Regions from separate parts of the Homo sapiens genome. Here regions 1 and 2 are each linked to region 3. A link is a loop called in an ENCODE intact Hi-C map of the cell type or tissue named here. Cell type or tissue: A673. All regions are shown on one strand.

Evidence for each region. A loop is a pair of places that touch in the nucleus more often than their neighbours do. Peaks named below come from ENCODE experiments on the same cell type or tissue, not always from the same donor. Only the 100,000 strongest peaks of a DNase experiment are listed, where the experiment ranks them.
Region 1: a loop joins it to region 3, with 2.3 times the contacts of the local background. A loop is called at or near these places in 2 of 110 quality-filtered maps.
Region 2: it touches region 3 in a loop (15-fold over the local background); 2 of 110 quality-filtered maps call a loop at or near these places.

Annotation. Positions count from the first base shown.
Region 1 is chr3:189,784,018-189,789,017 of GRCh38, reverse strand. All of the region lies in intron 3 of TP63 (tumor protein p63), which reads right to left. Among named protein-coding and RNA genes, the nearest start is that of MIR944, 43 kb to the left of the region's middle. RefSeq lists promoters at 1-302, 1-2,405. In A673, CTCF peaks have their summits at 1,987 and 2,193; a DNase peak (open chromatin) is centred at 1,177.
Region 2 is chr3:189,670,164-189,675,163 of GRCh38, reverse strand. All of the region lies in intron 1 of TP63 (tumor protein p63), which reads right to left. Among named protein-coding and RNA genes, the nearest start is that of TP63, 41 kb to the right of the region's middle. In A673, no CTCF peak of the experiment used is centred here; no DNase peak of the experiment used is centred here; H3K27ac peaks cover 677 bases.
Region 3 is chr3:189,498,894-189,503,893 of GRCh38, reverse strand. No RefSeq gene overlaps it. Among named protein-coding and RNA genes, the nearest start is that of TP63, 130 kb to the left of the region's middle. In A673, no CTCF peak of the experiment used is centred here; DNase peaks (open chromatin) are centred at 2,563, 2,963 and 3,353; H3K27ac peaks cover 5,000 bases.

The sequences.
Region 1 (5,000 bases), 290 kb before region 3:
AACAAACAAACATCCATATTATGTACGGGAAATAGGAATCCTGATAAATGTGTCCTTTCTTTCTTCTTTTTTTTTTTTTTAACAAAACGCTTATCTATTTGAATATTTCTTTTCTCTATTTTATTGTACCCAGTTTATACTAATATTTTTGCTTGTGAATAGGTAATAAAAATGATTACTGCACGTGATGCATCTATGTAAATGATTAGTGGAATAAGTATTAAAGCATAAGATATCAATTGGCTTTTGTTTTAAAAATACATTTACATAAATACGTACCAACATTCATGTAGAATCTGGCCTTGGTACGAAGATTTAGTGGAGATGAAATGCACCCTGATGGTTATCATCTGATTCATTAAAATACTCTCTTTACTGCTGAGTATTTGTAATTCAGTTAGATTTATTTCTTGACATCATCCTACACCCCCACCCCCCACTCAGGGACCCAATTTCCTCTATTTTGCTTGAAAGGTTGTAAGTGGCCAAGATAACTATAAGTGAAAATTGTGATTTCTTCTAAAATTTAGAAGACACAAAGTTTAGAAGAGAATTGGAAGCCAGAAGAGATTAGAACATACATTTCAGAAACAAAGTTTGCAAATACGTTCACGACTTCGGATTTGCCTCCCCTTTACTTCTACTTTTGCATCCATAAAATTTATGCACTTAAAGGATGACGTGGTCATTGGCTGATATATAAGACCCATAGGTTACTGGTAATAATGCTTCCTTCTTTTATACACAAAAACCAAAAAACTCCCATAATATAATTTGATCTTGAGTATGCAAGAATATGACAGTACTCTGTAACACTACAAATTTATATCAGACAAAACATTCATTTCTTCACACATATATTGGGAAGAATGATCTCTCTTTCTACCTATAATTAACCAAATGAGCACTGCCTAGAAGGCAAAAAAAAAAAAACCTACTTACAAAATACAGTATAATTTTTTGTACAATGTGTCTAAATTCTACACCTACTGACAGCTTAAGAGTCAACAGTAGAAAGCAGATGGTTACTTCCTTAAAGGTATGCATAATTCCTGTGGCCCAAAAACTTGGATGATCCTGAAAATCATCCAGGGTGCTTTTTAAAAACAGATTTCTGGACGTGGCCCCAGACCTCCTGAATCAGACTCTGCAGGGTTACAGCCCCAACAACTGGATTTTATACAGCCTGCTAGGCGGTTCTGGATGAGTCACGCTTGGGAATCAATGATCTAGAGGAAATGCTGTTAGCACAACTGCCTACCAAAGTCATTATTAAATTGTTTTTTACACTAATGGGATCATGTAGCCATTTGAACACCTAAATCTAAGGCTCAGGGTCCCAAGTATTGATATCCACTAAAAATGTAAACAAACTTCACCTTTCACGAAGTCAAAAGATTCCCAGCAAGATTTGAAAGATGAAAAAGTCAGATTCCTTCCATGTGCCACCTCAGCTATCAGCATGAATCCAAATACGGTCTCTGTCTAACATATCTACAAAGATTCTGGACAAAATCTAAGACAATATATCCACTATGGCTACTTGAGAACTTTGAGTATGTTGGAAGAAAAGAGCACTGGACTGGGAGTTAGGAGACAGGAGCTCCGTGCCCTTGGGGCAAGTTACTTAACCACTCTGGATTCAGATTCCTCATTTGTGAAATGAGGGCAGAGCTAAATGATTTCTAAAGACAATTACAAAGATAAGAGCCTGTTTTTGTCCAGAATCAGAGAAGTGATTTAGAGGATATTCCTCTGATTTTACTCGGATATTTATTTGTCCCTCAGTTTGCTCATCTTCATATTGTACAAGTGAAGTAGTCAAGCTGCACAGCTACTTAAGATACTTAAATGACATAAAGGAAAAGGAACATATTGGTGGAAAATCCATATTTTTTGCTTTAAGGTATCCTCACAATGAAAAATTCGCTAATAGTTCATGTAGATTTGAACTCAGCACAAACATTTCCATAAAAGAGCTAATTAAAGTATACCTGATAATGTTTGGTTTCAGAATTAGTGAGTAGCTGATGTAAATATCATGCATTGATTTAAGCAGGTTACAAAGAAGTAACAATTCTCTGCACTCAACAACAATGCTTATATGTGGATCTCAAATGTACTAAATGTTTAGTAACATGCATTAATTTTCTAACCACCTAGTGGTGTAAGTTAGTATTATTATCTACATTTTTCAGATAAATAAAGAAATGCAAGGATTTTACGTCAATGTCCCAAGTCCTCAGTAGTTAGAACAACTCTATTTAGAGCTCTTGCCTTTTCTCAGTCATTTCCTCAGACTTCGTAAAGCTCCACGGTCTCTGAATTAGGGGTCACGCTGCCCCCTGGGTAAAAATGGCGGCGCTGTAAAGCCATAGCTTTGGGAATAGAAGTCCAAGATGTCAGATCGAAGCATATGCTTTCCAGAAATAACAAAATGCTAACATTTTGTTGACTATCTTTTTTAACATCCAACTTTTTATTATAAGTGCTATATTTTCCTGTGTTTGTGTTTGTATATGTATTTGTGCATGCGTGTGTGTGTGTGTGTGTGTGTGTGTGTGTGTGTGTTTAGGTATGTCTGGTCTTTCAAATTTGCATACAGTATTATGGTTTGCTTTTTGGTGTAGGAAAATTCTAATTTTTCCATAGTCAACTTATCCTTTTTTGTTTTATGACTTACTGTGTTTCAGACACAGCGTGAAAGGCCTTTCCCAGCCCAATGTAAAATTTTGCAACCATATTACAATATTAGGATTTTTGAATGTTTTCACATGCAAGTCTTTTAACTTTCCAGAATGTATGTCTGTATGAAAAACAAAGGAAAATCCACTCTCATCAATCGAAAACTGATCTTTATTATTTATCGAATAATATATATTTTTCTCAGATTTGAAATGCCATTTTCATAAAATACCGATGTCAATGGCTCCATTTGACATCCCTATGTGAAAAAGTTAAATAGTTATACTGGATTTTTTTGGTTTGTTGTATTTTTATTTTTAATTTTTTCCCTGAATATTTATGATCCATGGTTGTTTGAGTCCATGAATACAGAACTAGCAGGTACAGGGGCTGACAATCAATCCTTCTATGTTTTAATAACAAATCTACCTGAATGCTGAATGAGGGCAAAAAAGGAACATACAGCAATGTCTCCACTTTCTTTCCTCCCTGCTAGAGCTCCCTCACTATATAACTTCATCTTTCCTAAAGTGCAACTCTGATCATGTCACTCCTCAGGGTGTCCCAGTGCCAACAGGACCAGATAAATTACTTAGAATGGCATTCAAGGCCCTTTAAAATCTGGCCCCAAACTACCATTTCAGCTTCACTTTCCTTATAATCCACTTTGCTTAGCAAATGTGGACCCCAGCTGGCTATTTTTGTCCTTCTGTTCATTCCGGTCCCTCAGTTTAGAATGCCTTCATTTGCTTTCCCGATATATTCAAATACTTTTAGATTCTTTAAAGCCTACCGATGTGAGAATTTCTCTAAACCCTAGTTGAAGTTAAACCTTCTCTTATTTTATATGAATATAAATAAAAGCAGTAATAAAATTCTATCTTTCAATGCAAAAAGTTGTATACTTAACGCTCTCCTCAACAAGATTGTGAAGTTTTTGAAGTCAGAATACATTTATGTTCATCATGTCACATTTAGTACTCCAAAAGCTCGGTGAGTATCAGCTCAATTAAACAGTTCTATAATTCTATAAGAAAGAACTAGAATTAGAAGAGTATTTACCCAAAGCATTTATTATGAGACGGACACAGAGAGATGCCTTTTTACAGAGAGATTTTACAGAGAGATGCCTTTTGATCTTGTAAAAATCAAAGTATAGTATCTAAAATAGAAGAGAGAAAAAATATCGCTTTCAATTCAAGCTCCGTATCTCAAGCCCTTGATAATTATTTGTGAAAAGGGACAGTTGTCAGCATGAAAAACCTGTAATAGTCAAAAAAGGTTGGGGTTTTTAGAACATGCGTGAAAGCTAAGAAATGTTGGGGCTTTCCAGGCTGCTGCAGAACAAAACCAATGAGATCTTTTTGGTATCAGCTACCATTAAGTTGAAGGATGATCAACAGAACACACTGAGTAACTTTTAAAGTTCTAATATTGCATGAATTAAGTGTTTACCTTCCTCTCCTGCCTCAGATAGGTGATAAGAATTAGCATTTGAGGAAGCTACTGAAGGCCACTGAATTAGTTCAACAAATCAATTTTTAGTCTGAGGCTAAGTTCCAAAGCAAGATATTAGATCTCACCCATTTTAGGGTGACCAGCTAAGTTCTGAAAAATGGGTAAGTCTCATAGGCATAGAAAGGGAGACGAGTTCTGTCGTAAATCTTACAGTTGTATTCTAGATTTAATTTTTTATTTGTATACATGTTCAAGTAAAAGATAAAATGGTAGACAGAATTTAGATTCTGCACTTTTTATGGTTAAGGTACTCAAAGCACTTTACATATAACAAACTCATTTAATACTCACAAAATTATGCCTTAGATACTATGTTCATTGTTATTGCACAGATGAAGACACTGAAATGCAGATAGATATTAAACATTGGAATTGAGATCCGAATCTGTGTATTTTGAGACTGGAATCTACAAACACTGCTTCATTGTTTAATTACATCTTAATATTTACTTTTCCCCCTACTCCTGTATTTATCCTTCTTCAATGTCATGTATGTCCTACAGTTCATTTACCATATAGCCCATGCTATGATTGTAATAACAGTATTTTACCACTTACCTGGATTTAGATAGTGCCTTACTTACAGTTCAAGTAAATAGATATACAAAGGTACAGAGATAAGATAATCTCTCCTCATATTGTTTTGTATTATGGATTTAAAAATTTTAGGTTACAAAAATAGTGTGAAATTTAGAAGAAAAAAGTAAAATACAAATAAAAAATGAAAGTCAACTATAAGCGCAACTCTCAGAATTACATTAAAAGTTTCTATGGTCTTCCTCCCGTGTTTATGTATA
Region 2 (5,000 bases), 170 kb before region 3:
GAGCCAGTTAGTCCCTTCTATCATGTGAAGGAATAGTATGAAGGTATCATCTATGAATAAGGAAATGATTCCCCACTGGACACCAAACGTGCTAGTGCCTTGGACTTCCCATTCTCCAGAACTATGAGAGAGAAATTCCTGTTGTCTATAAGCTAACTAGTTGATGGTATTTGTTATCACAGCCTGAAAAGACTAAGACACTTGACAAAATACATGATTTTGTCAATGCTGAGGAGTGCCTCAGCATTAGTAGAGTGAAGAAAACCTAACCCGTTTTTACACTTGATGTGCTACATAGGGTCTTCTAGTTAATATCATTATCACCTTAGCTCATTTCTGATTTCAGCCTTAGCTGCAGAGGGCAGTTCTGTGCTAGTTCAGATCTGCCACACATTGATAGAGTCCCATCTAAAGCTCATTTTATGTGTATATCTGTACTCTGCTTCAGTGCCTTCTCTGACACTTTGGGAATCTACTCAGCCTGGTACACACGCAGCCTGGATAGGCAGAGAGTTAGGGGAGTTAATGCCTTCATGTAATTTTCAATTCATGGAGCTTGTGGATAAATATTGCAGATTTCTGTCTGGCTAAGGGAAAATTTTGGGAAACTTTCTGTATGTTTCTCAGGTTTTGGAAAAAAATCCCTCATTGCCCACAGTGTAACCTCGATAAATCATTCTATATTGACGCTTCTGTGTCCCTGTCTTACTTTGTTTGCTCCCCTTTCTTGCTTCCTGGATCATCGCCTGAATAAATTACCAGGACCAAAGTTCCTGTCTGGGTTTCTGTTTTTGAGGGAACCAGAAATAAGACATTTAAGAACATCATCCCAAACAAGAATGACGACTGTGGTTTTGGAGATATGCAGACTTAGATGGAGTGGTTCAGGATTGAATAGGTCCCAATAAGAAGTCCTGGAACAATGCTATCTCATTTTGTTTGAAAAAGAAATTTCTCATATTAACCTACTTTTGAGCTACTTGCCACTTCTGCAAAGACCTGACATTATGTACACTGGTGTATCTACTATCCGTACATTGTTTTATGACTTATCTTCAGAATTTATTAGTAAATAAAAGGCTAAATAAGCCTGGATTTCTCACCATTATGAAAATTAATCTTCACTTACGCTATCAATCATATGTTGTTTTCTTTATTCAAAGTCTTGCCTATGGTTTCTTTATTGCTAAAGTAATAAATATAAGTATCTCACTTTATAACGCATTATTCATAATAACAATAATAAAACTATTTCAATTTGCTGTACTTCTATTAAGTTCAGGGTTTATGCCAATTACTTCACATATTTCCAATTCTATTAATGACCTATCCAGAAAATGAATTTTATGAATGATGACAAAGAATTAGAAACTGAGTTTAAGCTAAGTAAATTGCAGAAGTGAAACAGCTGCAAATAATTGAATTGAGTTGTGATTCCCACCCCTCTACACAAGGTATAACAGAAACGAAAATATGTGCTTAAATTTATCTCATCAATGTTTCAGTATAAATGTCCTGCCTATCTTTTTGTTAAATTTCTTCCTGTTTTGTGGTGTTATTTTAATGCTATGGTAAAGATTATTGTTTTTCAGTTGTTAACGACCTATACACAAAAATAAAATTCATTTGTTTGTATTTATATGATGTGACTTTGCTAAGTTATCTTATCTGATAGATTTATTTTTGTAATTTTTACAGTTTTTTTGTTTACTTTATATATTTCCAATCTTTATGTTCTACTTTGCATGTTTATTTATTTAGGTTTATTGTCCTAACTGGAGCCTCTAGAATAATATTGAAGATAATTGCCAAGAATAAACTTTCCCTTTTCTCTAATCTTAAGAAAGATTTCTTCAATCATTAAGTAGAATGTTAGCTGGAGGTTTTTTACAGATCAGTTTTATCAGACTGAGGAAGATTCCCTTCTTTCCTAGTTCCTAGAGTTATTATTATGGAAGAATGTTCAGTTCTGTGAAAAAATTTGCTGCATCTATTCAGATGATTGTTATTTATTAAATTCTGATAGGCTGGGTGCTATGGCTCATGCCGGTAATCTGCACTTTGGGAGGCTGAGGAGGGTGGATCACCTGAAGTCAGGAGTTCAAGACAAGCCTGGCCAACATGGTGAAACCCTGTCCCTACTAAAAATACAAAAATTAGCCAGGCGTGGTGGCAGGAGTCTGCAATTCCAGCTACTCGGGAGGCTGAGGCACAAGAATTGCTTGAACGTGGAAGGCAGAGGTTGCAGTAAGCCAAGATCGTGGTATTCTTTTGCTTTTTCCTCTTTTTTTGATTAATCTTGCTAGAGGTTTAACTGTTTGTATTAATTATGTTAAAAAAACCAATTGTTGGCTTTGTTTAATTCTCTATGGTTGAATTCTGCTCATACTTTATTTTTATGTTTATCTTAGGTCTTAATCTCTTCTTCTTTTTACCTGCCTGCCTGCCTTCCTTCTTTCCTTCCTTCCTTCCTTCCTTCCTTCCTTCCTTCCTTCCTTCTTTCCTTCCTTCCTCCCTCCCTCCCTCCCTTCCTTCCTTCCTTTTTTCTTTCTATCTTTATTTGTGACAGGTTCTTGCTCTGTCACCCAGGCTGTAGTACAGTGGCATGATCTCGGCTCACTGTAGCCTTCCCCTGCCAGGTTCAAGTAATCCTCCCATCTCAGCTCCCCTAGTAGCTGGGACTACAGTCATGTGCCACTATGATCAGCTAATTTTGTTCATCTTTTGTAGAGACAAAGTCTCTCTATGTTGTCCAGGCTGGTCTCCAACTCCGGAACTCAAGTGATCTTCCTACCTCGACCTCCCAAACTGCTGGGATTACAGGTGGCAGCCACTGCACCCAGCCTTTTTCAAATATTTTAATGTAGGAGCTTACATAATTTATTTTAAAACTTTTTTTCCTAATATGGATATTTAAAGCTGTAAATTTGCCTCTGCACAGCTTTGGCTGCAACCTATTTTTTTCCTTTTATGTTTAGTTTACAGGTAATAATTGTACATATTTATGGGATACAGAGTGATCTTTGCATTCTTATCTACAATGTGTAATGATCAAATAAGAATAACTAATATATTTATCACTTGAAACATTTATCATTTCTTTGTGTTGTGAACATTCAAAAATCTTCTCTTCTAGCTTTTTGAAAATATACACTACATTATCATTAGCTATATTCACCCTATAGTGCTGCAGAACATAGAACTTATTCTTCCTACTCAGCTGTAACTTTGTATACCTTAACCAGCTTTTTCCTATCTTTCCCTCCTTGCTACCCTTCCCAGCCTCTGATAACCACAGTTCTACTCACTACTTCTATTAACTCAATATTTTTAGCCCCCACATATGAGTGAGAACATGTAGTATTTGTCTTTCTGTCTCTGACTTATTTCACTTAAAATAATGTCCTCCCAGGCTCATCCATGTTGCTGTGAATGACCATATTTCATTCTTTTTTATTGCTGAATAGTATTCCATTGTGTATATGTATCATAAGTTCTTTATTCATTCATCCATTGATGGACATTTAGGTTGATTCCATATTTTGGCTATTTTAAATAGATCTGCAATAAATATAAAGGTGCAGGTATCTCTTCAATATATGTATTTTCTTTCCTTTGAATAAATACCCTGTAGTAGAATTACTAGATCATATGATAGTTTTGTTTTTAATCTTTTGAGAAACCTCCATACTCTTTTCCATAATGGCTGTACTAATTTATCTTCCAACCAAGAATGTGTAAGAGTTCCCTTTCCTTCACATCCTCACCAGCATTTGTGATTTCTTTTTGCTTTTTGATAATAACATTTCTAACCGGAGTGAGATAATATCTCATTGTGGTTTTGATTTGCATTTCCCTGATGATTAGTGATGTTGACCATTTTTTCTTATATTTTTTGTAAGTTTGTATGTCTTCTTTTGAGAAATGTTTATCCAAATCCCTTGCCCATTATTAAAATCATATTTTTGGGGTTTGTTTTGCTTTTGAGTTGTTTGAATTTTTCGTATATTCTGGATATTAATCATTTATCGGATGTATACTTTCCAAACATTTTCTCTCTTTCTACAGGTTGTCTCTTCACTCTGCTGATCGTTTCCTTTGCTGTGCACAAGTTTTTTAGTTTGAGATATTCTCATTTGTCTTTTTGTTTTTGTTGCCTGTGCTTTTGAAGTCTCACCTATGAAATCTTTGCCTAGACCAATGTCCTAAAGCATTTATCATGTTTTCTTCTGGTAGATTTATCATTTTGTATCTTACATTTAAGTTTTCATTCATTTTGAGTTGATTTTCATATATGACCAGGGAAAGGTTTCTAGTTTGATGGCTTTCCCAGTACTATTTATTGAAGAGGGTGTCATTTTCCCAATGTATGTCCCTGGCACCTTGGGTCAAAAATCAACTGGCTGCAAACACATAGATTTATTTCTGGGTTCTCTGTTCTGTCCCACCGGTATATTTGTCTGTTTTATACCAACACCAGACTGTTTTGGTTACTAATGCTTTGTAGCATATTTTGAAGTTGGGTAGTATGTGCATCCTACAATCTTTTATGTGTCCTGTTTTTATTTCTGTTCAATATATTTTCTTTTATGATTTCTTCTTTCACTCATGAGTCATTTAGAAGATTCTTATTTAATTTCCAGATATTTTATGAGTTTTAAAATCTTATTTTTGTATTGATTTATAATTTATAACATTAGACTCCAAGAACACAATTTGCATGATTTCCATATTTTGAAATACATTGAGAGATTTTATGGCTCAACATGTGCTCTATCTTGGTAGGTAAAAAGAATGTACATTCTGCAGTTGTCATGTATTGTGTGCTACAAATATCGATTGGTTCAAGTTGGTTGGTAATGTTGTTTGGATCTTCTGTACCTGTTCTGAACTCAATTTTTCTATCAATTACTGTGAAAAGATGAAAATAACCAACTATATCTGTTTATGAGTCTATTTCTTCTTTGGATGTGTCAGTCTTCAATTCTTCTTTTTAAAAA
Region 3 (5,000 bases):
CAATGTTGGTACATTCTTTTCCATTTTTAATACTTATATTTTCTACAAATACAATCTCTAGGCACATTTGTTTAAAATATAAGGATTTTTAGACATATACAGTTTTATGTTATGCTCTTGTAATTTCGTACCAAGTATATTTTTTTCTGTATAACCACGTATCATTTGAAAACATTATTTTTAATGGCTCTGTAGTATCAGAATATTTGGATATATTATAAAATTATTCATTTTATCTGTTGATCATTTAACTTCTCAGTTTTTTATTTTAAAAAATTCTGTCATAAATGATATTTCAATAAATATCTACATATCCATATGGCTGTGCACATCTCTGCTTACCCTCTTAATTCATAATTCTAAATATAAAATTACTCTTTTTTTTTTTTTGCAGCTTGGTAAACCTACAAAACTAAAAGAATGATAATATTCCAAGTAACCTTTAGATTGTAGTTCTTTATAAGCTCTGAGGTTGAGGGCATATGCAATGGAAAGAGCCATGGCCTGGAATTCAAGAGAACTGATTTCTAATCCAAGGTCCACCTCCAGCTCACTGCAGGCAGCAGGAATTACTGCTCTACCTCACAGGTAAATTGTGGGGATTCTCTCAGTTATTCATTTTAAGAACAATTTGATCAGAGATTTTTTAACTTTTATATGCATCAGAATCATCTGAAGGGGACTGTTAAACAGAAATTGCTCAGACCTATCCCAAGTATGCCACATTTAAGTCTGTCTGGGGTCTAAGAATGTGCCTTTCTAGCAGTTCCAAGATGTTGCTGATGCCTCTGGCCTGGTGACCACATTTTGAAAACAACTGAATCCGAGCATCTGTTTAGAGGAGGGATCAAGGTGGTGATGATGCAAGGAAAATGTCTTCATTTATTTAAAACAAAACGTGTGGGGTGTAAGAATCAAAGCAGAACATTTAACTGGAAAAGAAAAGAGGAAAGGATCACTAAATTCTCTCTGCTTGAGTCCAACCATGCCCTTTAAGAATTTTGCTGATTCTTCCCCCACAGTGCCACAACACAGAGATAAGGTGCTTTCCCTTTGATGTTCTAGGTCAAATGTGGTTTTGTACCCCATATCTTGGTTTCCTTGAAAACAGCTGAGATAAGATAGAATTGTTCAAAATTACTTTATGAACATAAATGTGAATTGAAGAGAACAAATGATAATAAGCAGAAAAGTGCCTAGCTTACATAGTATGAATATGGGAATAAATCGATTCCAATATTCTATAATAATTCTAACACTCTATTAGTTAATTATCTCCAAAATTGTAGGTCCGAGCCATTGTACACCTGGTCTCCCAAGCTGTCTTAATTTCAGCTGTATGGCCCCAGGACAACTTTATATACCTCTTGCCTGGCTCCCTTGCTTTCCAGAGCTCAGTCAGCCCTTACGGTCAGAACCATGCCTTCTTTCACCTTTCACAAGCTGTCTTCTGGTCACTGAGACTAAAGCTGTTTAAGGCCAACCCACTTGGTTTCACTTAAGGAACATACGTCTTCCTCGAGAGACTAGCAGGACTTGAAAATTGATAAAAAGTTGAACCAGCCTAAGTCCCTCAACACCCAACCTCTTTTCACCATGTATATATAGTCAAAGAAGAATAATGTTTTCATCATAGCACAATTCTAGCTTGTGTCTAATAAGAACTGTAGACCTATGGGAAAGAAAGAAATAATGGTGTTGATCTGTCACTGAATATGAAGCTGTCCACAATTAGACTAATAAATGGAAATCAGAATGCTTAGCCTCTGCTTACTGAGTGGATTTTAATTAAGTTGTTAAAATCATTTTGTGTGATCCCAAGGGATGAATCCAGGACTGATGTGTGAACACTACAGTGCAAGGATGGGAGAAATAACACTTACTGAGCACATATTGTATACTGTGATAAATTGTGGCATGTACTTTCTGAGAGATGAAGTTGTTTAAAAATAGATTCATCTGCCTTAAAAGATAATGGGTTGCCTGGTACTGGAGGCATTCAAATTCGATTTTCGTTCAATTTCTACTTTTTCCAATAATCCTTCTGGTTACTCCACTTTTCTGGATCCTGGTACACTTTTTATTTTGCTAATGCATTTTTCTGCTTCTATTCTTACCTCCTAAAATCATTGCAGTTAGAGTAATAATTTAAAAATGTGAAATGCATCAAACTATACTGAAAACACTTCAGTGACTTTTAAATACAAATCAGAGCTCTTAACATGCAGTACATGGCCTGGCTGGCGCTACCTTTCTAATTCCATTTCTTCCACTCTCCTCCATGTACCCCAGGCTCCAGACATGGAGCCTTCTTTCTGTTGTGTGGACAGGCCATGCTCAAGCTTTCCTCAGCCCATTTGCACTTTCTGGGTCTTCCGTCTGTGATAGTCTCCCCTCAGAACAACACCGGCCCCAGTTCAACATTGGGATCTCAGCAAAATGTTTCCCCCTCAGAGAAACCTATTTTAATAGCCCTTTATGAAATATAAAAGCCCTACTTGCATTCAATCACTTTAAAACCTATTTTGTCATTGTATTCTTTTCATGTCCTCCACTTATACCACCAGAATGTGTGTTCCAAGAAAAGAGAGGCCTTGTCTATTTTATTCAGAACTGCATTTCTAGCACTTAAAGTGGTGTCTGGATGGGAAAACAAGGAAGGAAGGAAGGAAGGAAGGAAGGAAGGAAGGAAGGAAGTGAAGGAAGGAAGGAAGGAAGTGAAGGAAGTGAAGGAAGGAAGGAAGGAAGTGAAGGAAGGAAGGAAGGAAGTGAAGGAAGGAAGGAAGGAAGTGAAGGAAGGAAGGAAGTGCAGGAAGGAAGGAAGGAAGTGAAGGAAGGAAGGAAGGGTTAAAAGGTTCTAAACTACCTATTTTAAGCAGTTTGTTAGCCAATACGTGTTTACCAAGTATTGCACAATTTCATTTTCAAGCTTTAAATGGATTTTAAAGATAAACTGACACATAACCCAATCCATGTCCTTTTTCCTACAAACAAATTGTCTTATTTAATCACTCTGTTACAGAGATGGAGAAATTGAAGGCCTGTGCAGTTGACTTGCGCAGGGTCATGTGGCAAAGCTGAGACATGTTTTTTTCCACTGCATCACCCTGGAATTTCTTAAACACTCCAACCAGACTTACACCTTTCCTCTAAAGAAAGCAAGAGAGAGTTCAGAGTCCTTATTTTTAAACCTGCATTAAATGGAAACCTTTGGAAGAGCAGGTGGTGGTAATGCTATGAATCTGGCTCAGCAAGGGAACACTGAGGTCATGATATTTTTCACATTTAGTAACTTCAAAAATATAGAGATGACGTAAACTTCCTAAGACTTGTTGCCAGCCTAGCGATACTGGTAACTCTGGGCAGGAGGGCACGTCATTGGTCATGACAGACACATGCATGGCCAATGAGCTCTCTCTAGTCAAAAGAGATGCTCTGGTAATGTTTTCAGATAGCTGTCTTGGATTCACATCCTGCTTACAGTAACACTAGCAAGGCTGCTTAAATTTCCTGTTAGATACATGACAAAAATATCCTATGATGTGAAGAAGTTGCTAAGACCAAATAGTACCTACTTCATAGAGTCGAAAGATTTAATGAGTGAAAACATTTAATATGCTTTGCACAATCTCTGGTACTTAGTAGTGCTCATTAAATGTCACTTTTTAAAATAAAATACTAGTTTAGATGAAAGTGCATTTTAATGTTCTATATTTCTGAGTTAAATTGGGCTTCTTATCTCTCTGCCTGCTCCGATCTCTGCTTACAGTAACACACTTGACAATGGAAGAATCATGTAATCATAGGTCAGACCCTAAAGGAACATTCAGAATGGTCGCCTGCTTACAAGTTAGGTGACTGAAGCAAACAGAGAAAAATGGCAACAGACTGAGAGACTTAACCCAGGGCAGTGATAGAACCAGAATTTGAACTCAGATCCTTTTATTCCAGTTCATTGCTTTCTTCCTTTACCCAGACAGCAATGTTATTGCACCTTGCATTTGGCCCATTTAACAATTTAAAAATGCTTTTTAACATTATAAAATATTTAATTGGAATACAAAGGTTAAATACATTCAAGATGTACAACATGATTTTATATATCTATATATTATGCAATAATTATGATAATCAAATTAACATATTCATTACCTGCACATGAGATCCCCAGAAGTTGTTCATTTGGTAAGTGAAAGTTTGTACCCTCTGACCAACATCCCCCCCCTCCATTTTCTCCATCCCCCAGTCTCTGACAACCACAGTTCTACTCTCTGCTTCTAGAAGTTGGCCCATTTGTAAAACTTCCTTCTACATTAAATATTCTTTGCCCCCTGAGGATAAGATAAATAACTCTATCTTTACACTAGAGGCCTCAGTAGGTTTGCATTCATTCTTCCCATCCTACTAGAAGTTCTCATAACCTCGTTATATGTATTTCATCACATTGGGAATCACAAATAGTACATCATATTTAGGAACATGTCCAGGTCTAATATCTGTGACATTATATTCATAATAATGATTTCAATCAAGATATTCTAAAATAGTTTCTAAATGTGCTTTAAAGATGTCAGTAAAATGTGAACAATAAGTAACATCCAGACGATTTTCAAATGGCCTTTAGAAAGATAGGTATCAATAATTTAGAATTATAGTCTGTGTAATATTTGGTTCCCAAGCAAAAACGATAAGTGCTGAGTCACTGGAAAGGGTAGAGGATTTTAATCTTAAAGTGTTTTAGTAACATTTGTGTTGCTACTTATAGCTTAAATTTTGGAGAATTAACATTTTCTATTCGTGTAGAATCACCCCTGGGCTAATTCTAATTTGTACCCTCATCATTTTTTGAACAAGTCCCCATGAATTTATAATCAAAATTAAGAAAACAAAATCATTTTGCCTGACTTTACTACGGCAATGTGCTTCTGTAGGTCTGTGGATGTAGACTCTCATAAATCAACTAATATTTTTACTATTGATTTGCATATGAATTTTAGGAT